Linked DNA regions of Homo sapiens: region 2 is linked to region 1. Evidence: read pairs that join two places in POLR2A ChIA-PET (ENCODE). Cell type or tissue: Caco-2. All regions are shown on one strand. Each heading gives the region's core, and the rest is flanking DNA. Links, peaks and the distances in the headings are about the cores only. Region 1 overlaps LOC124903053 (a long non-coding RNA gene). Region 2 overlaps ADGRD1 (adhesion G protein-coupled receptor D1).

Region 1 (12,213 bases), core at 2,522-7,521:
GCCTCGGCCTCCCAAAGCGCTGGGATTATAGGCATGAGCCACCGCGCCCGGCTGAGTATTTTTTTTCCCCCAAGACAGAGTCTTGCTCTGTCGCCCAGGTTGGAGTGCAGTGGTGCGATCTCAGCTCACTGCAACCTCTGCCTCCCGGGTTCAAGTGATTCTCCTGCTTCAGCCTCCTGTGTAGCTGGGATTACAGGTGCCTGCTACCACACCTGGCTAATTTTTGTATTTTTTGTAGAGATGGGTTTTCACCATGTTAGCCAGGCTGGTCTCAAACTCCTGACCTCAGGGGATCCACCCACCTGGGCCCCCTAAAGTGCTGGGATTACAGGCGTGAGCCACCACGCCTGGCCTTGCAGAGTATTTTAGAGGCCAGGTATTTTGTAGACTGTCCTTTCATTTGGATTTCTCTGATACTAGCTCATGATTAGATACAGGTTATGCAGTTTGGGTAGGAAAACCACAAAAGTGATGTTGTGTCCTTCTTAGTGTCTCAGATCAGGAGGCACAGGGTGGATTTTGTTTTGTAGTGACAGGGTATTTCTCTGTCACCAGGGTTGGAGTGCAGTGGCGAGATCATGACTCACTGCAACCTTGAGCTCCTGGGGTCAAATGATCCACTCACCTCAGCCCCCCGAGTAGCTGGGAATACAGGCAGGCACCACCACACCCAGCAATTTATTTTCTTTTTTGTAGAGATGGGGTCTTGCTACATTGCCCAGGCTTATCTCAAACTTCTGGCCACAAACAATTTTCCTGCCTTAACTTCTCAAAGTATTGAGATAACAGGCATGAGCCACTGCATGTGACCCAGAGTGATCTTTTAAAACCATATCAGAGGCAGGGTGTGGTGGCTCACACCTGTAATCCCAGCACTTTGGGAGGCCGAGGTTGGCGGATCATGAGGTCAGGAGATCAAGACCATCCTGGCTAACATGGTGAAACCCCGTCTCTACTAAAAATACAAAAAATTAGCCGGGCATGGTGGTGGGTGACTGTAGTCCCAGTTACTCGGGAGGCTGAGGCAGGAGAATGGCGTGAACCCGGGAGGCGAAGCTTGCAGTGAGCCGAGATTGCGCCACTACACTCCAGCCTGGGTGACAGAGCGAGACTCTGTCAAAAAAAAAAAAAATCAGATCATCCTCCTCCACTGGTAAAACCTGCAGTAGTTTTCTATCTGTCTCACTTAGATCCATGAAATCTGTAGCCAGGGAGGTACTATGGGCTCTAGCTCATGCCTACCTCTCCCACCTCGTCTCCTGCCTCTCTCCCTGTAACCTCACAAGACTTTCTGTATCTTACCCCAGCCAAATTTATTCCTGCCACAGGGCCTTTGCACTTACTGGTCCCTCTGTTTAAAAGTATCTTCCCTTGGCTGGGCACGGTGGCTCATGCCTGTAATGCCAGCACTTTGGGAGGCCAAGGCGGGCAGATCACTTGAGGTTAGGAGTTCAAACCAGCCTGGCCAATATGGTGAAACCCCGTCTCTACTAAAAATACAAAAATTAGCCACGTGTAGTGGCACATGCCTGTAATCCCAGCTACTTGGGAGGCTGAGGCAGGAGAATCATTTCAGCCTGAGAGTTGGAGGCTGCAGTGAGCCATAATCGAGCCACTGCCCTCCAGCCTGGGCAACAAAGCAAGACCCTGTCTCAAATAAACAAATAAACAAGATGCTCTTCTCCACATATCTTAGCCTGGCTGGCTCCTTCTCACCTTTCAGTCCCCTGACCACCCCTAGGCTTTCTCCACTTCAGCACCCACTTTCTTTTCTTCAGAGCACATTATTGAGAACATATTGCTTAATTATTTACGTGCTCGTTTTTCAATCTTTCTTTTCTTCACTAAAATAAGTGGCATACCATGTCATGACATTCAAAGTATCTAGCGCAGAGCCTGTCACATAACGTATGCTTAAACAATATTTATTGAAATATTGAATAAATTACTCTTTTTTTGTTTTGTTTTTTAGAGACACAGTCTTGCTCTGTTGCCCGGGCTGGAGTACAGTGGCATGATCATAGCTCACTGCAGCCTCGAACTCCTGGGCTCAAATGAACCTCTTCTCTTAGCTTCCCAAGTAGCTTGGATTACAGGTGTGTGCCTTCTAGGTGAATGAATGACTCTTGACCCCTTCTGAATACAGAAAGAGGAATGAGACACAGCAGCATTATATTCTAATGAAAATAATAGGCCAGGCATGGTGGCTCACGCCTGTAATCCTAGCACTTTGGGAGGCTGAGGCAGGTGGACTACCTGAGGCCAGAGGTTCGAGACCAGCCTGGCCAACAAGGCGAAACCCCATCTCTACCAAAAATACAAAAAATTAGCCAGGCATGGTGGCGGGTGCCTGTAATCCCAGTTACTCGGGAGGCTGAGGCAGGAGAATTGCTTGAACCCATGAGACACCCGGGAGGCGGAGGTTGCAGTGAGCTGAGATTGAGCCACTGCACTCCAGCCTCGCAACAGAGCAAGACTCTTATCAAAAAAAAATAATAATAATAATAAATATGCAGGCCTATTGAATGTTAATAATGGTACTTCATGGCAAAGACTAATCTTTGCATACACTGCACTCCAGCCTGGGTGACAGAGCGTGACCCTGACTCAAAATTTTTTTTTAATTTAAAAATAAAGGCTGGACACAGTGGCTTATGCCTGTAATCCCAGCACTTTGGGAGGCTGAGGTGGGAGGATCACTTGAATCCAGGAGGTCAAGACCAGCTTGGGCAACATAGTGAGACCTCGTCTCTATAATTTTTTAAGGTTTTTTTTTGAGATGGAGTCTCGTTCTGTTGCCCAGGCTGGAGTGCAATAGTGCGATCTGGGCTCACTGCAAGCCCTGCCTCCCAGGTTCACGCCATTCTCCTGCCTCAGCCTCCCGTGTAGCTGGGACTACAGGTGCCCACCACCACACCCGGCTAATTTTTTTGTATTTTTAGTAGAGACAGGGTTTCACCGTGTTAGCCAGGATGGTCTCGATCTCCTGACCTCATGATCCGCCCGCCTCAGCCTCCCAAAGTGCTGGGATTACGGGTGTGAGCCACCTTGCCCGGCCCTTAAGGTTTTAATAAAATGTTTAAATAGAATTGTTTAAAATCTTTTAAAATTTTATTTTATCTTTTTTTTTTTTAGACAGAGTCTCACTCTGTCACCCAGGCTGGTGTATAGTGGCATGATCTCAGCTCAGCTCACTGCAACCTCTGCCTCCTGGGTTCAAGCGATTCTCCTGCCTCAGCCTCTGGAATAGTTAGGACTACAGGCATGTGCCACCATGCCTGGCTAATTTTTGTATTTTTAGTAGAGACGGGGTTTCACCATGTTGGCCAGGCTGGTCTTGAACTCCTGACCTCAGGTGATCCACCCACCTCAGCCTCCCAAAGTGCTGGGATTACAGGCATGAGTCACCGTGTCCAGCCTGTATTTTTTTTTTTAATTTAAAAAATAAAAAAAAAATTTAAATAAATATTTAAAAAATAAAAAATAAATAAAGATGAAAATAGTGCTGAGTGTACTCTTTGGTGGCCCATACGAAACAGAACCTTCAAGGGCGTCATCTGACCTGTGCTGGGGTGAGTAACAACATGCTTTCCATCTGAACTCATTGACAGCGTTTTAAGATTGGATGGTTTTATGTCTGGAAATTCTTTGATCCCCCTCCATTGAAAAGGTTGATTCTAATTAATGTCTCCTTGAGTGTGGGCTGGACTTAGCAACTTATTTATAACAAGTGGAATATGTCATAATTGACAGTGTGTTACTTTGGAAAGTAGGTCACAGGGGCTCTGTGGCTAGAATCACTCACTCTGTGTGGACCTGGTCACCGTATTGTGAGGACAAACACAGCCCTATGGACAGGTTCTTGTGACAAAAATCTGAAGTCCACTGCAAAGAGCCCATATAAACCCGCCAGCCAGCCAGGTGCGGTGGCTCATCCCTGTAACCCCAGCACTTTGGGAGGCCAAAGCAGGAGAATTACTTGAACCCAGGAGTTTGAGTCCAGCCAGGGCAACATAGTGAGACCCTGTCTCTACAAAAAATAAAAATAAAAAAATTTAGCTAAGCGTGATGGTCTGCGCCTGTAGTCCCAGCTACTCAGGAGGCTGAGGCCAGAGTATTGCTTGGGCCCAGGACATCAAGGCTGCAGTGAGCTATGATCCTGCCACTGCCCTCCAGCCTGAGCAACAGAGAGAGACCTGGTCTCAAAAAAACAAAGCAAAACACTGGAAAACCTGCCAGCCACATGAGCGCGCCATCCTGAAATAAAATCTTCCAGCGCTGGTCCAGCCTTCAGGTGACTGTAGCCTTAGCTGACATTTTACCTGCAAATTTCATGAGACCTGGATCCAGTTAAGTCACATAGAAACTGTGTGAGATAAAAAGGGTTGATTGTTGTTTCAAGCCATTAACTTTGTTAATGTACTTTGTTAATGTACTGAGTACTTTGTTACACAGTAATAGATAACTAATATGAAAGAAAAGGATATTTCACATAAAATCCAGGTATCTGGATTCCTTTGAAAATCATAATAAGATTGGAAGGCATTGAGCCTCCTTTCTTGTGTGGCTACAACCTTCTGGAGGTATATAGCCACTGCCCCCTACAGACGGGGCAAATGCTGCCAGCTGCCATTGCCCCTAGCCCGCCATTCCCTGTTAAATCTCAGACGCAGGCCTCAAGCCATTTGCCCCTTGTCATCTGGTGCTCAGCCTGTTCTGCATGTTTGCTTACCTGCCTGAGCCCTGAACTGTTTGAGTTGCGAAACTCTACTGAGTCTAAGAGGGATGAAAAATGCACAGATGTATTAGTTCACCCACCTAATATTTATTGAGCATCTGCTGTGTACCAGGCACTCTCCAGGGACTGGGACATTCAGTAAAACAGACAGAAAACGAACCTGAGAATTAAGTAACATCTATGAAATAGTGATAATTACTAAGGTGAAAAATAAAGTAGTTAAAGAAAATACAGGCCGGTCTCACAACTGTAATCCCAGCACTTTGGGAAGCTCAGGTGGGTGGATCACTTGAGGCCAGGAGTTTATGACCAGCCTGGGCTGGTGACACTCCATCTTTACAGTATATACAAAAATTAGCTGGGCATGGTGGTGTGTACCTGTAGTCCTGATTACTCGGGAGGCTGAGACAGGAAAGCTGCTTGAGCCTGCAAGGCAGAGGTTGCAGTGAACTGAGATCCCGCCACTGCACTCTAGCCTGGGTGACAGAGAGTGAGACTCTGTGTAAAAAAGAACATACAGGCCGGGCGCCGTGGCTCACCCCTGTAATCCAGCACTTTGGGAGGCCGAGGCGGGTGGATAATCTGAGGTCAGGAGTTCAAGACCAGCCTGGCCAACATGGTGGAACCCCATCTCTACTAAAAATACAAAAATTACCCAGGTGTGGTGGCGAGCACCTGTAATCCCAGCTACTCAGGAGGCTGAGGCAGGAGAATTGCTTGAATCCAGGAGGCGGAGGTTGCAGTGAGCCGAGATTGCACCACTGCACTCCAGCCTGGGCAACAGAGGGAGACTCCATCTCAAAACAAACAAACAAACAAACAAAAAACATACAGACGGTCGAAGGAAGGAGGTGGTTGTGCAGGTCGGGTGCCCAAGAGACCTTCCCTAAGATGGTAATGTTTGAGCAGAGACCCACAGAAGGTGAAGGAAGGAGCCATGCAGATATTTGGAGGAAGAGAATTCCAGCAAAAGGGAGGGGCAAGTGCAAAGGCCCCAAGGCGGGAGACTGCCTGGAGCTGTCCTGGGACAGCAAGGAACCCAGCTGGCTGAGGCAGGTGAGCACAGGAGAGAAGGAGGAGGGCTCAGCCAGGTGCAGAGAGGCGAACATGCTGGCTTTGTTATTGTGGAAGCTCGGGGTTAGGGTGAGGGCAAGGAGCCTCTGCTGTGGTCTGAATGTTTCCTCCCCCAAAACTCATCTGTTCTGATCCTAACCCTGAAGGTGATGGTATTAGGAGGTGGGGCCTTTGAAAGGTGATTAGGTCAAGAGGGTGGGGCCCTCACGAATAGGATTAGTGCCTTTAACAAAGGGACACCAGGGAGCTCCCTCACCCATTCCACCACCTGAGTTCAAGACCAGCCTGGGCAATATGGCAAAACGCTGCCAATGAATGAATGTTAAAAATTCTTAATTTTGGCTGGGCACAGTGGCTCACGCCTGTAATCCCAGCACTTTGGGAGGCTGCGGTGGGCAGATCACAAGGTCAAGAGATCGAGACCATCTTGGCCAACATGGTAAAAACCCGTCTCTACTAAAAATACAAAAATTAGCTGGGTGAGGTGGTGCATGGCTGTAGTCCTAGCTACTTGGGAGGCTGAGGCAGGGGAATCACTTGAACCCGGGAGGTGAAGGTTGTAGTTAGCCGAGATTACACCACTGCACTCCAGCCTGGGTGACAGAGCAAGACTCTGTCTCAAAAAAAAAAAAAAAAAAATTCTTAATTTTGTGCATGGCACAATATAATTTACAACTTTGTGTGTTTTCATTGCTAGTACTTTTATTTCTGTATATGTTGTTGTTAAATGAACTCTATTATTAATTCACTTATTGGGTGTATTTTTCTGGGTTCTTTGACTATTTCCACATATCGCTGTTTTTGGTAATCTTTTAAAGTATATTTAACAATACATTTATGAATTATATAATCTATAATTCACTTTTTTCAATTTATCAAATCCAATGGAGACTATAGCAGTGAAAAGTCTATGAACCAGAAGGCACCATCTTTGAACAAGACAGTGGGTCCTCAGCAGACACCCTATGTGCTGGTGCCTTGATCTTGGACTTCCCAGCCTCCAGAACTATGAGAAAGGAGTTTCTATTGTTTATAAGCCACTCAATGTATGGTATTCTGTTATAACAGCCTAAATGGAATAAGACAACTGCCCCCGTTAGGGCCAACAGTAATGTGTTTTTTATTTTTTATTTTGAGATGGAGTATCGCTTTGTTACCCAGGCTGGAGTGCAGTGGCACAATCTCAGTTCACTGCAACCTCCCCATCCTGGGTTCAAGCGATTTACTTGCCTCAGCCTCCTGAGTAGCTGGGATTACAGGTATCCTACCATGCTTGGCTAATTTTTGTATTTTTAGTAGAGATGGGGTTTCACCATGTTGGCCAGGCTGATCTCGAACTCCTAACCTCAGGTAATTCGACCTCCTCAGCCTCCCAAAGTGCTGGGATTACAGGCGTGAGCCATGGCACCCAGCCAGTAACATCTTTCATTCAGTGTTACCTGTCACTTTAGGAGAATCTAGTCTAATTAAGGAGGACAGAAAAAAATGTAGGAAAGCATAAGAATATAACAGAACTTCTCAAAGGTTGAGAGATGCCTGGGGCACTTCACAGACATAGAGTTTCAAAATGTACCTATTACATCTTCCACTATATAGTTAAATTTTCAGTATTATTTTTAGGGTTTCAAAAATTGTGGACCATTTTGAATTCTTGCTTTTACTGACTCTTCTAAGACATACCAACACCCAGTGCCACATAACTGTGCTATTCATAAGATAATTATAGGGTACCATCAGCTTCCCAGGGCTGCCATAACAAAACACCACACACCAGTAACTTACAATAACAGAAATTTATTCTTTCACAGTTCAGGAGGGTAGAAGCCTGAAATTGAGGTGTGGGCAGGGCCGTGGCCCTCTGGCGTCTCGAGGGGAGACTCCGTCCTGTGCCTTTCTCTTAGCCTCTGGCATTGCGGGCAACCCTTGGTTCTCCTTGGCTTGTAGACATATCACTCCAGTCACGTGGCAGTCTTTTCCCTGAGTGTCTCCCTGTCGCCTGTGAATGTGAGGCGTCTCTGTCTCTGTGTATCTCCGTCTCTGTCTTTCCTTAGAAGGACTCCAGTCACCAGATTAGGGCCCACCCTGATGACCTCATCTTAACTCCATTACCTCTGTAAAGACCCTATTTCCAAAACAGGCCACATTCATGGGTACAGGGGAGAAGAACTTCAACACATCTTTGAGAGACACAATTCAACCCACAGCACAGGTTTTAGAAATATGTGTATACTGGCCAGGCACATGGTGGCTCACGCCTGTAATCCCAGCACTTTGGGAGGCCGAGGCGGGTGGATCACTTGAGGTCAGGAGTTCGAGACCATCCTGGCCAACATGGCGAAACCCCGTCTGTACTAAAATATAAAAATTAGCTGGGTGTGATGGTGCGCGCCTGTAATCCCAGCTACTCGCGAGGCTGAGTCAGGAGAATTGCTTGAGAATGGGAAGCAGAGGTTGCAGTGACCCAAGGTTGCACCACTGCACTCCAGCCTGGGCAACAGAGCGAGACCCCACCTCAAAAAAATAAAAATAAATAAATAAACACTTGTATATTGGTCGGGCACAGTGGATCACACTTGTAATCACAGCAGTTTGGGAGGCCTAGGTGGGCAGACCACCTGAGGTCAGGAGTTTGAGACCAGCCTGGCCAACATGGTGAAACTCCATCTCTACTAAAAATACAAAAATTAGCCAGATGTTGTGGCATGTTCCTGTAGTCCCAGCTACTCAGGAGGCTGAGGCAAGAGAATCGTTTGAACCCAGGAGGAGGAGGTTGCAGTGAGCCGAGATTGTGCCACTGCACTCTGGCCTGGGTGATAGAGGGAGACTCCACCTCAAAAAACAAAACAAAATGAAATACATATATGTGTATTTACATACACATGTAAATATATTATATTTGCTTATATATAAATTCAGAATATACTTTGGTAGAATAGTTCAGAACCAGGGCACGAGTTGAAGGCTAGCCGGGTGGCCGCTTTCCCCTGTGGGTCCCCACAGTGTGTTTCAGGAGCCTGGTACATGACCTCACCTGGGTGGAGGTGGGGCAGCCGCAGCACTGCTGGCTCATCTGATATGACTCTCTGCTGTACACAAGAGTCACTGCATTGCTGAAGCCCAAGTTATTCAGACCTTCCACTACCAATAGACCTTCAGGCTTTTCTAGCTCGCTTTCCCACGAAAACAATGCAGCAGTTAATAGCCTTAAACATATGTGCTTGCACACTGGGGCTTTTATTTTATGGATCTTTAGATTCCTAAAAGGGAATTGCTAGGCCAAAGAGGTGTGTATTTTTTTTTTTTTTTTGTAAGATGTAGTCTAGCTCTGTCACCCAGGCTAGAGTGCAGTGGTGCAATCTTGGCTCACTGCAACCTCTGCCTCCTGGGTTCAAGCAATTCTCCTGCCTCAGCCTCCCAAGTAGCTGGGATTACAGGCACCCACCACCATGCCTGGCTAATCTTTTTGTATTTTTAATAGAGACAGGGTTTTGCCATGTTGGCCAGGCTGGTCTTGAACTCCTGACCTCAAGTGATCCTCTTGCCTTGGCCTCCCAAAGTGCTGGGATTACAGGCGTGAGCCACAGTGCCTGGCCTTTTTTTCTTTTTTTTTAATAGAGATCGGGTCTCACTATGTTGCCCAGGTGTCCCTGAAACTACTGGGACCAGGGGACCCTCCCACCTCAGACTCCTGAGTAGCTGGAATTACAGGCATGAGTCACCATGCCCAACTGAAAGTGTGTGTTTTCTATTTCTGTTTTCACTAGAAGTTGGGAAAATGGTGTCACACCGTGGTTTCAATTTTTAAATTCTATTTAAAATAAATAGAAAATATTTGATTGGTTAATGTGGAAAGTCCCTGGGTGTGGTGGCTCACGCGTGTAATCCCAGTACTTTGGGAGGCCAAGGTGGGAGGATCACTTGAGCCCAGGAGTTCGAGACCAGCCTCTATAAATAAGTAAGTAAATAAATAAACAAGTTAAACAAAAGTCAAGATGTGTGAAGAAGTTCATGCTGTTTCCTTCTCATTCACATAAACTGATACATGAAATAATTCTCTGAAAACTGTGGTAGCCAATAATGGCCACAAGGAGGTCCCTGCCCTGGTCGCTGGAAAGTGTCAATGTCCCCTTCCATGGCGAGAGAGAATTTGTATTTGCATGAAAGGTACAGATTTTCAGATGGGGAGATGATCCTGGATTGTGCAACTCTACTCTGTCTAATCAGTTGACTCCTCAAAAGTGGAGCCTATTTCTGATGGTGGTCAGAGAAAAAGATGCATGGAGAAGGGTCAGAGCGGTGCCACGTTGCTGGCACTGAAGATGGAGGATGGGTCAGGAGCTAGGACATGTGGGTACCTCTGGAGGCCAGGAAAGGCGAGGAAATGGATTCTTCTTGGGAGCTGGCAGAAAGCAGCCCCCGTCACTCCACGGATGCCTGCACCTGATGTCTGATCCCCACAACTGCAAGATGGCAAATCTGTGTTGCTTTAGGCCACTAACTTTACAGCAATTTCTGACAGCAGGCATATGAACCTGATACAGCAAGTGACATCGTATTTTGAAAGCTATTTCCAGATAACATATTCGGCCTCATCTTTAAAAAGGATAGCTTATTTCTTTTTTTGAGATGGAGTCTTACTTTGTTGCCCAGGCTGGAGTGCAATGGTGCAATCTCTGCTCACTGCAACCTCTGCCACTTGGGTTCAAGCAATTCTCCTGCCTCAGCCTCCCGAGTAGCTGGGATTACAGGCACCTGCCACCGCACCCGGCTAATTTTTGTATTTTTAGTAGAGACGGGGTTTCACCATCTTGGCCAGGCTGGTCTTGAACTCCTGACCTCGTGATCCACCCGACTTGGCCTCCCAAAGTGCTGGGATTACAGGTGTGAGCCACTGCGCCCAGCCTAGGATAGCTTATTTCTAAACTTAAACTTTGCATAATTGTTAGAAATAAATTTTTGGTGCTGCAAAAGAAATAGCACTCGAGCATAAATTTTCTCAGCAAGGCAATTTACTACTATAGAAGGGTGTGTCTCACGGATGGAGCAATGGTGAAAGCACACCTGGACAAGGGAGGGGAAGGAGTTCTTATCCCTGACACAGGTAGCCCCTACTGCTGTGTGGTTCTCCTGTTGGCTAGGGTTGGACTGCACAGTCTAAGCTAATTCTGATTGGCTATTTTAAAGACAGCAGGGGTACGAGTCGGAGTGGCAGGGGAGTAGTTTGGTGAGAAGGATGGTTACAGAACAGGTGACTCAGGATGACTAAGAACAGAGCAGGTCACCAAGGATGACTAAGGTCAGAGCAGGGGACAAGGGTGACTAAGGTCAGAGCAGGTGATAGAGGCTAGGAGGGGGTTGTTTATTGAAACTAGGGGCAAGCAGATGAAGAGAACGAGGAAGTTAAACTTTAAAATGAAGAACAAAGAACGAGGGAGCTGAACATACGGATACATTGGTTCTTTGGAGAGGATCTCAGAACTCATTGTACTAAACAATGTACAGGCTAAAACCTTTAAAGAGGAATTTATTATATTCTACAATAATGATAAGCAAGGCGATTGGATTTTCAGATATCATTAAAGCTTCATACCCACTTAAATTTACATTCTGTATCCAGGATGAGGAGAAGACACAATGAATTCTAAGCCAGCCTTGAACTTACAAGCAGAAGAAACACTGCTATGGTTGACTGATATTGTCAATTCTTTAGGACTGTAAATGGGGGAATGGGGATGAATTTTAAATTTTCCCTATTATTTCATAAGTCCAGAAAAATGCAATACTTTGAAATCACAGAATTTTATTTATTTATTTTTAACTAAAAACATTTTTGTAGACACAGGGGTTTCTCCATGTTGCCCAGGCTGGTCTTGAACTCCTGTCCTCAAGAGATCCTTCCAATTCAGACTCCAAAGTGCTGGGATTGCAGGCACGAGCCGCTACTCTCAGCCAGGATTTTAAAATAGGAACCTTGCTGGGTTTGTATCCAAATTGCTGCTGAACAGAAGCCTCCTCCTAGGGGTGACAGGAGATTGAATGGGTTAGAATGCTGTATAGAGAAACTGCCTTTGCAGAATTATAAACAACAAGAGAAACCTAACATGACGGACTCCATCTTGCTTCTAACCTCACAGGCTAAATATTTTTTATTTCTTATTCTAGCACAGAGGCCATGATAACTATGAAAGGGATTTAGTTTATGAAACTTGGAGGCAAGGGAAACTGACACCCTCTTGTCCGGAGATTGAAGCCTCATTCATGAGGCAAAGTTAAAAATTATGGTAGTGGCTTGGACTTTGCTAAAGAATAGGCACAGTTGGCTGGGTGTGGTGGCTCATGCCTGTAATCCCAGCACTTTGGGAGGCCGAGGCGGGTAGATCACGAGGTCAGGAGCTCGAGAC
Region 2 (12,213 bases), core at 4,242-9,241, 100 kb before region 1:
ATAAATGCCTCAGTTGCTACTACCCCTTTTGCTTTGAGCTTCATGTTGAGCCATGTAGGCTCTGGAGGTTATCAGATAAGACAATAATTTAACTATGATTCTTGTGGGTATATGTTTCACAAACAGCTTTTAATGATTTTTTTAAAGTCCAGCTACAGACGAAATGCTGATTTTAATGTTTATAAGAAATCAAATGTTTGATGAGGTATTTTTAAATTAACTTTAATTTTCCATTAAAATGGCATGCTTTTCCTCCCCCAAAGAAGACAATTCATTTAAAAATCCAAACAATCTCTATGTCTAGAAAAGGTCTCATCTTGGGTCTGTTTTGTTCTGAAAACAAGCAGCTGGCTTAGACAATCCTGGGAACTTGAAAGAATATATATACCTTCTAGTGCAGTGGTCCCCAGCATTTTTGGCACCAGGGACCGGTTTCATGGAAGACAATTTTTCCATGGATGGGTTGGAGAGGTTGGTTTCGGGATGATTCAAGTGCATTACATTTATTGTGCACTTTATTTCTGTTATTATTATATTACAATATGTAATGAAATAATTGTACAACTCACCATCACGTAGAATCGGGGGAGCCCTGAGCTTATTTTCCTGCAACTAGACGGTCCCCTCTGGGGGTGATGGGAGACAGTGACAGATCATCGGGCATTAGATTCTCATAAGGAGCATGCAACCTAGATCCCTCACATGTGCAGTTCACAGTAGGGTTTGTGCTCCCAAGAGAATTTAATGCTGCTGCTGATCTGACAGGAGGTGGAGCTCGGGCGGTAATGTGAGCGATAGGGAGCAGCTGTAAATACAGGTGAAGCTTCACTCACTCACCCACCACTCACTTCCTGCTGTGCAGCCCAGTTCCTAACAGGCTACGGATTGCTGCCAGTCTGTGGCCCAGGGACTGGGGACCCCTGTTCTAATGTATTGCAATCTTCCTTTAGACTTAACCCTAGTGGTTATTTTTTAACACCTTGGATCTGCTGTCTTGACTGGGACATTTGCTCACTTGCTAGCCAAGACATAGTGAATTCAGATACTACCAAACAGAATTGGCCTTAGAATTCATCGTAGATCCAAACTTGACAGAACGAAGAACAAAAGTACATAAATGCTCACCTACAGTTGCAGAGAGATTTGAGTAGGCAGAATCATTGGAATACACAAAAGTAGCATTACGGGAAGGAAGCACAGTGAGCTTGTGGGTTCGGGACGCTGGGTGAAACAACAAAAAGAAAAAGCACAGCAAGTGAGTGAGACAAAAGACAAATGGGACCAACATATCTCTCAACCTGCAGCAGGCACCAGGAGGGGCTCTTTCATCCAAGAGCACCCTGGACTTTCTCTTCGGACCTCACATCCCCCAGCCTCCACCACCCTTGTTTACTTTGGTCAGCAGCTCGGCCACTCCAGTGGCCCCACTCAGTTCCCACACCAGGGCGTGATGGCTGCTGAATTTGGCCGCAAGCGATAGTTCTAATTTTCTGGCTCCAACACATAGGCAGATACTTAGTTGAGAGATATGAAATTGAACTTGGCCACTCATAACACAGGCTCAACAAAAGGATGAATGGTTATGATGTCACAAGAACTGATGAGACAGACACTCTGCATGAAAATGACTGCGTGAGATGATGACAAATGGACAAAACGACGGAGAGTTCGGCAACAAACGACAAAGCCGCACATCCTCAAAAGGCTTGCCAAAGCTATTCACCTGTTCCCCGCAGCAAAATGTGCTGATGGGGTCTATTCTTTTCTTTTCTCCCTTAAGAAGGCTGTAATCAATTCAAATATGCCAGCATAGCATTACAACCTAGAGAATGCATCCAGTAGGGAAGTGCAGAGAAACCTTCCACATTGCAATGTTCCAGGACTAACACGGATATATTAGTGCTTTACTGGAAGTCAATATATTCAGGGAGCAAAATTCAGCCACAGTGTGTAACTGTATCTGTGTGAATATATCACCTTAGGAGAAGAATTTTTCATAGGTAAAGGTTTCAAAGCACCAAGAGTTACTGATTTAAGCCACCACAATGAGTTCAGGTATAGGGGTGAAGAGAGAAAGACACTGACAGTTATTCAAGCTTTTGTTTGAAAAAACTCCTAGCATTTTAGTTGCTGGGTCCTGGAACAGTGAGCTGTTTCAAGAAGGCATTTCCACTTGGTGAAATGACCCCCTTTCCATGGCTTTAAAATAAAGGCCTTGAAAAAAGAAAACTGGATGCCAACAAGGGAACGTGGTTCGTTTGAACCCGAGCCAGTGGTGAAACAAACTTGCACAAGGGCTTTCTCAGCCCTGCCAGGCCGACCCTTTGGAAAAGACATCTGGCTGTAGGGTGGTTTCCAAATGTGGCCATGTTGCTGCCCTACAGGCAGGCGGATGAGAGCGATGCTGGGCAGGGAGCGCGTGGCACCCACGCAGGTGCCCTTCACGGAGCGCGTGCTCCTCAACGGCGCCCCAGTCTGAGAACACCAGCAACAGAGGCAGCACCGATGGGTCTCAGTTTGCAAATTTTAAGGAAACATTTCAGAAGCTTCAGCGGTGATGTCCAGCAACACATTAAATCACAGGAGTAAGGAAAATGCCAGTGTGTCAATGTGGAAATCACAGTCACCAGCAATACATGGTTTTAAAAATAAAACGCCTCCCACGGAACAGGGACGACCGAAGCACGTGCTAGGATTGCTGTACGGTAAACCCTCGCCGCCCATGTCAGCCATCTGACATGATCAAGAGCAATCAGTAAATAAAAATAAAAATGGAAAACTGTCATACAAAGCTTACGGTTTTTAAAAAGTCCTTATTAGAAAGGGGAAAAAAATACCCAGAAAGATGTGAGGTTTCTCCTACCAGCAAATGTCTGAATGAACTCAAACAGACTATTTGGAATTGGGCCTCACTGGAAACGTCTTAGGCGATGCTTAATCTTTTCAAATGGAGCTGATGTGTGGGGAAGCTGACTGGTAGATGGGGATGCGTTTGCTGAATGAAACGGGGGCCCTTCAAACATGTGAGTTGGTCTTAGTTGGCATGACCTTTGACATCTGCTTCATCAATAGGCCCCTGCTGTGGTCAGTGTGCAGATGACGCTAGTCCATTCAACGTAGAAAACAGACGCCTGACTTGCACATAGAGGCATCCTCAGGCCAGCTTCTGTTTCAAGATTGTTGGGGAAAATGCACATTTTAATCATATTTTGAATCAGAAATTCTCCCATTCAATACGCAATAGCTCTCTCTATAAAAATTCTAGTAAAATGCTTCGTGGCCTGGCACAGTGGCTCACGCCTGTAATTCCAGCACTTTGGGAGGCCAAGGCCAGAGGATTGCTGAGGCCAGGAGCTTGAGACCAGCCTGGCAACATAGCAAGACCCCATCTCTACAAAAAAAAAAGCTTTGAAATAACTATTACGGGAAGTTACACAAGTATTTGTTCATCTCTATCACCGTGGCTTCAAAGCAGATTGTGTCCACATCTGCTCCCCGATGGCCCTGGGATTCCCCGGCCCACAGTCACTCTCAGCACCCACGTCCCCCAATGGCCCTGGGATTTCAAGGCCAGCCACTCTCAGCACCCACGCCTCCTGATGGCCCTGGGATTCCCGCGCCCACAGCCGCTCTCAGCACCCGCGTCTCTACCTCCAGTTGTATCCTGAAGTTCATGGATCCCATCCACATTCTCCAGTGGCCAGTAATGGGAAGCAGACGCCAACACCTGAAATCCTTGGGGAAAAAAGAATAAAAATTTTAAATCATCATTAGAGAGGAAAGAACCAGAGGGTAAGAACCGCTTAGCACACACATTATGGGGGAAGAGTAAAAGGATCCCATGTCTGTGGGAGATACTGAAAGCATATTTAATAAAATTCAACACACACTCTTGGTTAGAAAAAGAAACTCTTAAATTAGAAGTTGGTAAATAGTTCCTTAACTGGACAAAACAGGGTAAATAGGAATAGATGCCTCTTGTTGCATGAAAACAGAAGCCACTGCATTTACTGGTGACACACTAGAAGCTTGCCCATTCATGTCAGGAAAAGATAAGAATGTTCCATATCCCGCTGTTATTTACCATTATTTTAGAGTTAATATCAATGCAATCACACTATAGAAACAAATAAGGGTAAAATCATTTTAAAAGAGGAGAAAACTAACATGAATGGTATGCCAGACACTGAGGTCCTTAACAAGCACTTCCTCACTTCATGCTAACAATAATCTATAAGAAAATTGAATTCTTAGCCTATTTGTAAAGACAGGAAATGAAAGTCTTGCACAAAATCACACTGCCAGCTCATTGTAGACGCAATACTCACTTTCTCAATTTAATCCTGGTCATTCTATTTTCCCTCTATGCTTCCTCCACACTAAGCATTACTCAGTTTGAAATTTCCTTCGTGATCCTTATACTTTGAGTAAACATAACTTTATGCAGGTATGTTATTTTCTATTCTGCTCTTCTCATTGAATGCTATATGAATTATTTCTTTGTTTCTATCTAACCCTCATAATTGAGTTTGGGTAACAGTCTCTTGAGTGGCTGCCCCATAACATGTTATGCCATTCTTCTGTTAATGAACAATCAATAGCTTCCATCCTTATTCGTACAGGTGGCGCTGACATGAGTGGCTTTATGCATACAATTTTAGTCTTCTCGGGGATTAGTCCTCTGGGATTCATTCACAGAAGTGGAAATAATGGTTCAGATGACTAAACAATAATCAACTGCCCCAAGCGACTGCTAGATCATAGAAAAGGACAGACTAATAGTCTCTATGTTAGTCCTTGTTTTTTTAAAAAAAATACTTTTTAAAGAGGAGATAATAAGATCATTATTTTCAAATGATGTATGCCTGATAACCAAAGTGGAAAACGATTACAAATAAGAAAAGAATTTCGTCAGTGAAACACTATTACAAACAACAAAAGAATTTAGCAAGGAGGCTTGTACAAATTTAATATACAAATGTCAATTGCTTTTCTGTATTCCAACAATAATGCTACAAAAAAAGAAGAGTTCTCCTAAGTGCAGCCAACAAAAAGAAAATATTTATGAAAACAAGAATAAGAATTGTACAAGATTTTCATGAAGAAAATAAAAAATAATAATTCTGAGGGATGTGAAAGCACCCTCGAATGCATGAAGGATTCAACCTATTCTTGGAAAAGCCGACTCAATGTCGTAAACTATACTTTAATCTATGAGTATTAGAAAATTTGTTGTAAAAATGCTGAGAGAATTTTGTGGGGGACATATCTGATTATGGAGTTTATATAAAAAATAAGAAAGAAAATCTGGAGAAGAAACAGAAGAGGATAAAGAGAGGAGATTCACACTCAATGATAAGGCACAGCATGAAACTACAATAAAGATGGCTGATTGTTACACGCGGATAGACAGTTCAGCGGGAGAAAAATCCACAAAGATGCCTAAGTACATATGGAAATTCAGTTTGTGATAAAGAGGGTCTTTTATTTTTTATTTACTTATTTATTTTTTGAGATAGAGCTTCGCTGTTGTTGCCCAGGCTGGAGTGCAATGGCGCGATCTCGGCTCACTGCAACCTCCGCCTCCTGGGTTCAAGCAATTCTCCTGCCTCAGCCTCCCAAGTAGCTGGGATTACAGGCACCGACCACCATGCCCGGCAATTTTTGTATTTTTAGTAGAGACGGGGTTTCACCATGTTGGCCGGGCTAGTCTCGAACTCCTGACCTCAGGTGATCCACCTGCCTCAGCCTCCCAAAATGCTGGGATTACAGGCGTGAGCCAACGCGCCTGGCCCCAAAGCTGGTCTTTTAAATTAGAGGAGAAATATTATTCAACAAAGACATTGGAACCAGTTCACCACATGGAAAAAATTAAGATCCCAACCTCACTCTTTATACCAGAACAATTTCCAGATAGATCAAAATTTACATGTAATAAAATAAAACAAAACACAATCAGAAAACAAAGTTTTCTGTGCATATTATATAATATGTATTATATAATACATATTACAGAAGGGTACTGATTTCTTTTTAGAGGTATTAAACGTATTATATTAGTACAACTCCTACTATTAAAAAGAACCAACCGAATATTGAGGCAAAGGAGATAATCAAATAGTTCAATGAAAAAGAAATAAAAATTACGTATAAATATATCAAGTGATGCCCAACCTTGCTCATAAGTTTAAAAAGTATATTAAACAACAATGAGCCTATCAGAGTTCACCCATCAGACTGGCAAGCAAAAAGTTAGCTATACTAAGCTGGCAACTTCCACCACATTTCTGATGGGAGTTCAAATCAGTACACCCCTTCTGAAGGGTAATTTGGCAGTATCTATCCCAATTTTAAGTGTACATTCCCTTTGATCTAGTAATTCCACCTCTAGGAATTTATTCTAGAGATACACTCATACATATGATCAAAGACCTCTGTGCAAGGCTTGTTTGTTGTAGAATTTTTTAATAGTATCAGAAACCTGAGAACAGCCTAAATGCTCATCTACAGAGCGCTGGCTAAATAAATATGGCACATCTACACTCTGGACTGGAATACAGCTGGGACGAATACTAAGGTTCATAAATGAACTTAGATGGCATATTCTTTCATTGATATTGTCTAATTTTTAAAAAGATGATAAAAATGTGTACACTATGAGCTATTTGTGTAAAATATAGTTGGTTCAGGGCAGGGATGGAGAGAGAAGAAGAGAGAGAGATGTCTGGAGAGATACTGCAGAAACCAATACTGCTGTTTTGGGAGTGAAGAAATCGAAAAGCTGAGTGCGAGATGTAAGAAGAAGATTTACATTGCATTATCTTTCTGTTCTATTTGAATTTGAATTTTTCTTTCTTTTTTTTTTTTTTTTTTTTTTTGAGACGGAGTCTGGCTCTGTCGCCCAGGCTGGAGTGCAGTGGCGCGATCTCGGCTCACTGCAAGCTCCGCCTCCCGGGTTCACGCCATTCTCCTGCCTCAGCTTCCCAAGTAGCTGGGACTACAGGCGCCCGCCACCACGCCTGGCTAATTTTTTGTATTTGTAGTAGAGATGGGGTTTCACTGTGTTAGCCAGCATGGTTTCGATCTCCTGACTTCGTGATCCGCCCGCCTCGGCCTCCCAAAGTGCTGGGATTACAGGCGTGAGCCACCGCGCCAGGCCTCTATTTGAATTTTTCAATCTGTATTCCTTTAGAAATATTTTAAGGCTTGCTTTCACAATTGAAGTGCCATAGGTAGTTATGAACATACCATCATTTTCAGATAACTGACGCACCCCATGTAATATCTGAATTTTTGTTCACAGGGCGCCCAACATCCACACGTGTCCTGTTCCTTGGTTCCACTTTTCAATTTGCATCTGTCCCTCCAGTTTTATGTACACAAGCTCAAAATGTAAGCCAGGAACAAAGTTAACTCTGTAATATGAGCTAAAGAGAAGTATCTAAACAATAACTTAAGTGTCTTGTTACTCTCTAAATAAAATAGCCCTATCTAGATAAAGTAGCACATTAGAAAGTAAGGCCTGACTTCAGTTGATTTCCAGTGGGGATAGTTCTACTATTGTAATGCAATATGAAGAATCTGAAATGCAAAAATCAAAAAGATTCATTTTCATTCCCACTGTGCTTTTTTTCCCCCTAAAGTCTAGGATATTCATTTTGAAGAGGACAAAACCTCATTGACTTGTTATTCAAGTCATCTGGGAAAAAAAATTGTAAAAGGAAATAACATCTGTTATACAAAGAACAGATGTGTCTTCAGAATCCTCATCTTTATAAAATAAACCCTGTGGACGATAAAGCCCTTCCCATTCTTTCCATTTACAAATGGCCACAATCAGTCCTGGCAGAAAGGCTGACAGAGTAAAGTGATGGTGTCTCGTTCACCCCAAAGCCAGCCAGAGTTCATAGGTGGCCAGTGATGAGAAGAGCAGGGTTGAGGCCAGAACACTGCCTTCTCTCCACACCACTGCACTTCAGACAAGTGTAAAACACCTCAGTTGCCACAGATGTTTTGCAACTAGCAACACTGACTGGAAACAAGCAATGAAGGGGCTGCAAGCTGTGACACCCGCAGGGGACGGCGAGTCCTGAGAAGTGACTGGACAGAGTCCAGGGATGGCATCCAAGGTAGTTAACAAGCTGGAAGGCACAGGCCAGACTCATCAGAGCAGATGCTGGAAACCATCAGCTGGCACCACTGCAGTCGTAGGGCAGGAGAGGCGGAGGCGACGTGGAAAACTGTGCCCTGTCTAAATTAAGTAGTGCCTCCTGATGCCGAACGAAGCATTGCGGCTCTGCAGGAAGCTTTGCCCAGGATTGTCAGGTCTTCATTTTTTAAAGCAGAGTCAGAAATTCAGATTTTTTTTTAAAGCAAAATCTATCAAAATTTTAATGTTAGCAATTTTTTAAAATAAAACATTGTGTGGTGCTAATGGGATGGGCTGAATTCAGCCCACAGGTTCCTTTTCCAACTCAAGGAGTAAAATAACTCATAGTCCTACAAGTTTCATCAGAGCAAGAAAGTCTCATTCTTTCGGGAAAAAGGCACTCTGTGGCATTTTTCCCATTGAGAAGGTGGCATGAGACCACCTAACTCTGCAACCACCTTGATTTTCACCAAACTCTTCTAAAGACTAAACGTCTTCTTAGGCAGGTCAGCCAGCCAAGCAAAACCATGGCCCATTTGAGGACTCCAAAACAACCCCAGCCTGCAAAACAAGTAGCAGGGGACAGAGCCAGAGAGAAAATGGAGGAGGGGTGGGGAGGAAGAGAAAGAACGAGAGAGAGAGAGAGGAAAGGGCAGAGAGAAAAAGGGGTATTTTCAGCCCACATCACCACAGTTCTTCAGAAATAATTTATCATCCATATGTAATGTTTTATTAAGTTTGGTGTGTGCGTGTGTCAGAGACAGACATAGGAGAGAGATGAAAGACAGAGTATTAATACTCAAAACAACTTAATAAAACCTTTAATTTTTCCTTTTCCATTTTTCTTCCAGATTTCCCTATTCTTCTTCCTTCCCTGTTACTTACTCCTTGTGTGCGTTCAGGGAAACCTTTATCCCTTGGTTTCCTGCAGGGAAATAATCTTCAGTGTTGCACTGACTTGGTCCAGCTGGAATCTATATCACACAGAGGAATGCCGGCCCCTGCCGATGGTCGGGCTGGCTTCGTGGCTCCATCCTCCTTGGCCTCCAACACATGGAGCTCATTTTTCCTGCATAACTTTGCCTGCTGTTCCCACTGCCTGGAATGCTGATCCCCACGTTTTGTGTAGCTCATCCTGATTCAGGTCTCAGTTCACAGGACCCCTCCCCTCATGCCACCCCTTCGTCGCCACCACCATCCACTCTTTCTTTCAGGTCCTTATTTGGTTTTCTCATGGCATTTACTATTGTTTGGGATTTTTTTGTTAGTATATTTGTGTGTTGTCTCCTATATCAGACTCTGTTCCTTGAATGTTCTATTTACATTGTATCCTCCATGTCTAAGACAAGGGGCCCAGGAGGTGTGTGTGTATGTGTGTGTGTGTGTGAGAGAGAGATTTTTGCATTTGAAATCTCCCAAATTTTTAATGTTAGCAATTTAAAAACTAACTATACAGGTAGAATGAATGATAAAATGCAAAAATAAATAAATAAATCAATAAACATAGAATATAATTATCTGTATAATTCTAGTATTTAGAAAATCTCTATTTGCCAAATTTCCATTTCTTCAATCGGATATAAACATTGTTTTTTTAAAATTCTATTATAAATACTATGAAGATGAAGAATCCAGTTTCTGCCATGGCCTAGCAGTTCTGACAGTTCTTTAGAAACTCTAAGGCATGATGGAGATCTAAGGAATGATAATTACTGTAATTATCTGCTTGGCCTCCCAGACCCCTAAATAGAGCGGGTGAAGTGAGCCGCCCCAAACTTCTGGAAACGGCTGGAGCCAGCTGTGCCATGTGCCCCAGGACCAGGAAACTGCTGGGTAATGACATGCTTTGGGTTTGTTTTAAGTTCTCTTTTCCTCATTACAAATGTCATGTATAAAATGGCATGCTTATAAACTTTTTAAGAATGGCCTGCAATTTATTGGCCAGTGCCATTTATGGATTCAGATTAATCAACCATCACAGCTTCATAAGGCTGTCCCCTGGGGAGCAGAGGCAAGAAATTGGGCCGCCTGAGGCCCTGGAAAAGCTTCCAGATGTGGGGAGGGGCCCGGACTCTGCCGACCCTGGATTTCCCTCTCCAAACCTACCTCCTGGCTTCCCTGTAAAGTGAGAAGTGGCTCAATAGTCCCCACGGTCCCTCAACTACGACATTCTATAATGCCTCCAGAATGACCATCTATGGTCACAGATAAGCACAGAGTATGCAAAGGCTTAAAATGATTTCAAGTTGTTTGGCAATTACTTACAAAATGAAACACCTCTCTACATGGTAAAGATCTGGCAAATATCTGGCTACCTCTGCCAGTGTAGACAGGCAAACCAGGTAATACAAGCCAAAACAGCCACCTGTGAGCCGAATGCATGCTGGTTGGCTAGCTTTATTGACGCGGTTTACCAGATGACTAGCAAATCTTCAGTGACTGTGCACAGACAAGTCAATAAATATATAGATATTTTTTGAGACAGGGTCTCACTCTGTCACCAAGGCTGGAGTGCAGTGGTGTGATCACGGTTCACTGCAGCCTTAAACTTCTGGACTCAAGTGATCCTCCCACCTCAGCCTCCCAAGTAGCTGGGACTAGAGGCATGCACCACCATGCTCAGCTGAATGTTTATTTTTTATAAAGGTGGGGTCTCACTATGTTGCCCAGGCTGGTCTTGAATTCCTGGGCTCAAGTGATCCTCCTGGCTCAGGCTCCCAAAGTGCTGGGATTCCAGGAATGAGCCACTGCGCCAGCCCAACAAATATTTATTGCGTGTCTCCTATGCATAAGGCACAGTGCTGAGTGCCAGAATCAGAAAACAAGAAATGCTTAATAGTTCTGAGAACCTTTAACAAAATACTACAGTTTGGTGTGGCCGTGGTGGAAAGTAGGCTGGCGTTTGGAAGATCAGGCTCTCGCTCTATACTGGAGACTCCTCCTTAAGGCTCCCCCAGCACCTGAGCGAACCTATGTCCCGGTACTGACCACTCGGCTGCTGTTTTCCAAGAATCTCTGTCTGTGTCTGTCTCCCCTAATTCCCCTCACGCTGTGAGCTTCTTGGGCTTAATATTGTGTCCTCTGAGCCCTGTGACCTTGAGCAAATCGCTTGGTCTGTCTGAAAGACACGCTTCTCCACCCGCGGTGCGAGGGCGTGACACCACCGCAGGGCTCTCGCAAGGATGATGTAAAATCATTGAAAGGCCCAACGTGCAGACAAACTGGCCGCTTTTCATAGCTGTTTAGCACTCTTTAGAATGAAATGCTACGTGTTAAGGAGCTGTTCTCTTGCGATGGAAACAGGTTGTTTCTGTTGGTGTGTTTGTGACGCCCGTGCCCGTCATGAGCGCTCCTGAGGAGACGCGCCAGGGCCAGGCTTCCTCTGCCAGAGCTGCCCGGGGGCAGGCGAGCCTCAAGGATGGAAGCTGGAGCATGAAGGAGGCCCCTAGATTCTGCTTCACACAGACAGCCAGGGATGCGGCTTTTCAGCAGGAAACGAGGTGAGCAGAGCCTGAGATGTCGGAAGAGAAGACAAAAAGGAAGGACTGGGGCTGGGTGCGGTGGCTCACACCTGTAATCCCAGCACTTTGGGAGGCCGAGGCAGGCGGATCACCTGAGGTCAGGAGTTTGAGACCAGCCTGGTCAACATGGTGAAACCCCGTCTCTACTAAAAATACAAAAATTAGCCAGCCTTGGTCACGGGCGCCTGTAGTCCCAGCTGCTCGGGTGACTGAGGCAGGAGAGTCACTAGAACCCAGGGGGCAGAGGTTGCAGGGAGCTGAGATCACGCCATTGCACTCCAGCCTGGGCGACAGAGAAAGAGTCTGTCTCAAAAAAAAAAGAAAGGATTGGATAGGATGGAGGGAGGGGGGAGGGAGGGAAGGAAATGAGGGAGGGAAATGGAAAAAAGAAAATGAGACAGGAAACAAAGTGAGAGAGAAGGCAGGAGAAGGGGAGAAGGGGAGGAGGGGAACAGTGAGGAGGAAGGGAAGGAAGGCAGGCAGCAGGATGTGTTGTTCATGGAGGGCACCTAAATATTCAGCAAATGTGTCCACCTTCACCAT

Evidence for each region. Peaks named below come from ENCODE experiments on the same cell type or tissue, not always from the same donor. Only the 100,000 strongest peaks of a DNase experiment are listed, where the experiment ranks them.
Region 2: POLR2A ChIA-PET joins it to region 1 with 5 read pairs; 4 of 35 experiments call an interaction of 5 or more read pairs at or near these places.

The regions. Positions count from the first base shown.
Region 1 is chr12:130,855,984-130,868,196 of GRCh38, reverse strand. LOC124903053 (a long non-coding RNA gene) reads right to left here. Exons shown (of 2, transcript XR_007063526.1): 2 at 11,596-11,827. Among named protein-coding and RNA genes, the nearest start is that of RAN, 10 kb to the left of the region's middle. In Caco-2, for the core only: no CTCF peak of the experiment used is centred there; DNase peaks (open chromatin) are centred at 4,716 and 5,777.
Region 2 is chr12:130,957,985-130,970,197 of GRCh38, reverse strand. ADGRD1 (adhesion G protein-coupled receptor D1) reads right to left here. Exons shown (of 25, transcript NM_198827.5): 3 at 3,652-3,735. LOC124903054 (a long non-coding RNA gene) reads left to right here. Exons shown (of 2, transcript XR_007063527.1): 2 at 1-22. Among named protein-coding and RNA genes, the nearest start is that of ADGRD1, 10 kb to the right of the region's middle. RefSeq lists an enhancer at 11,180-11,474. In Caco-2, for the core only: no CTCF peak of the experiment used is centred there; no DNase peak of the experiment used is centred there.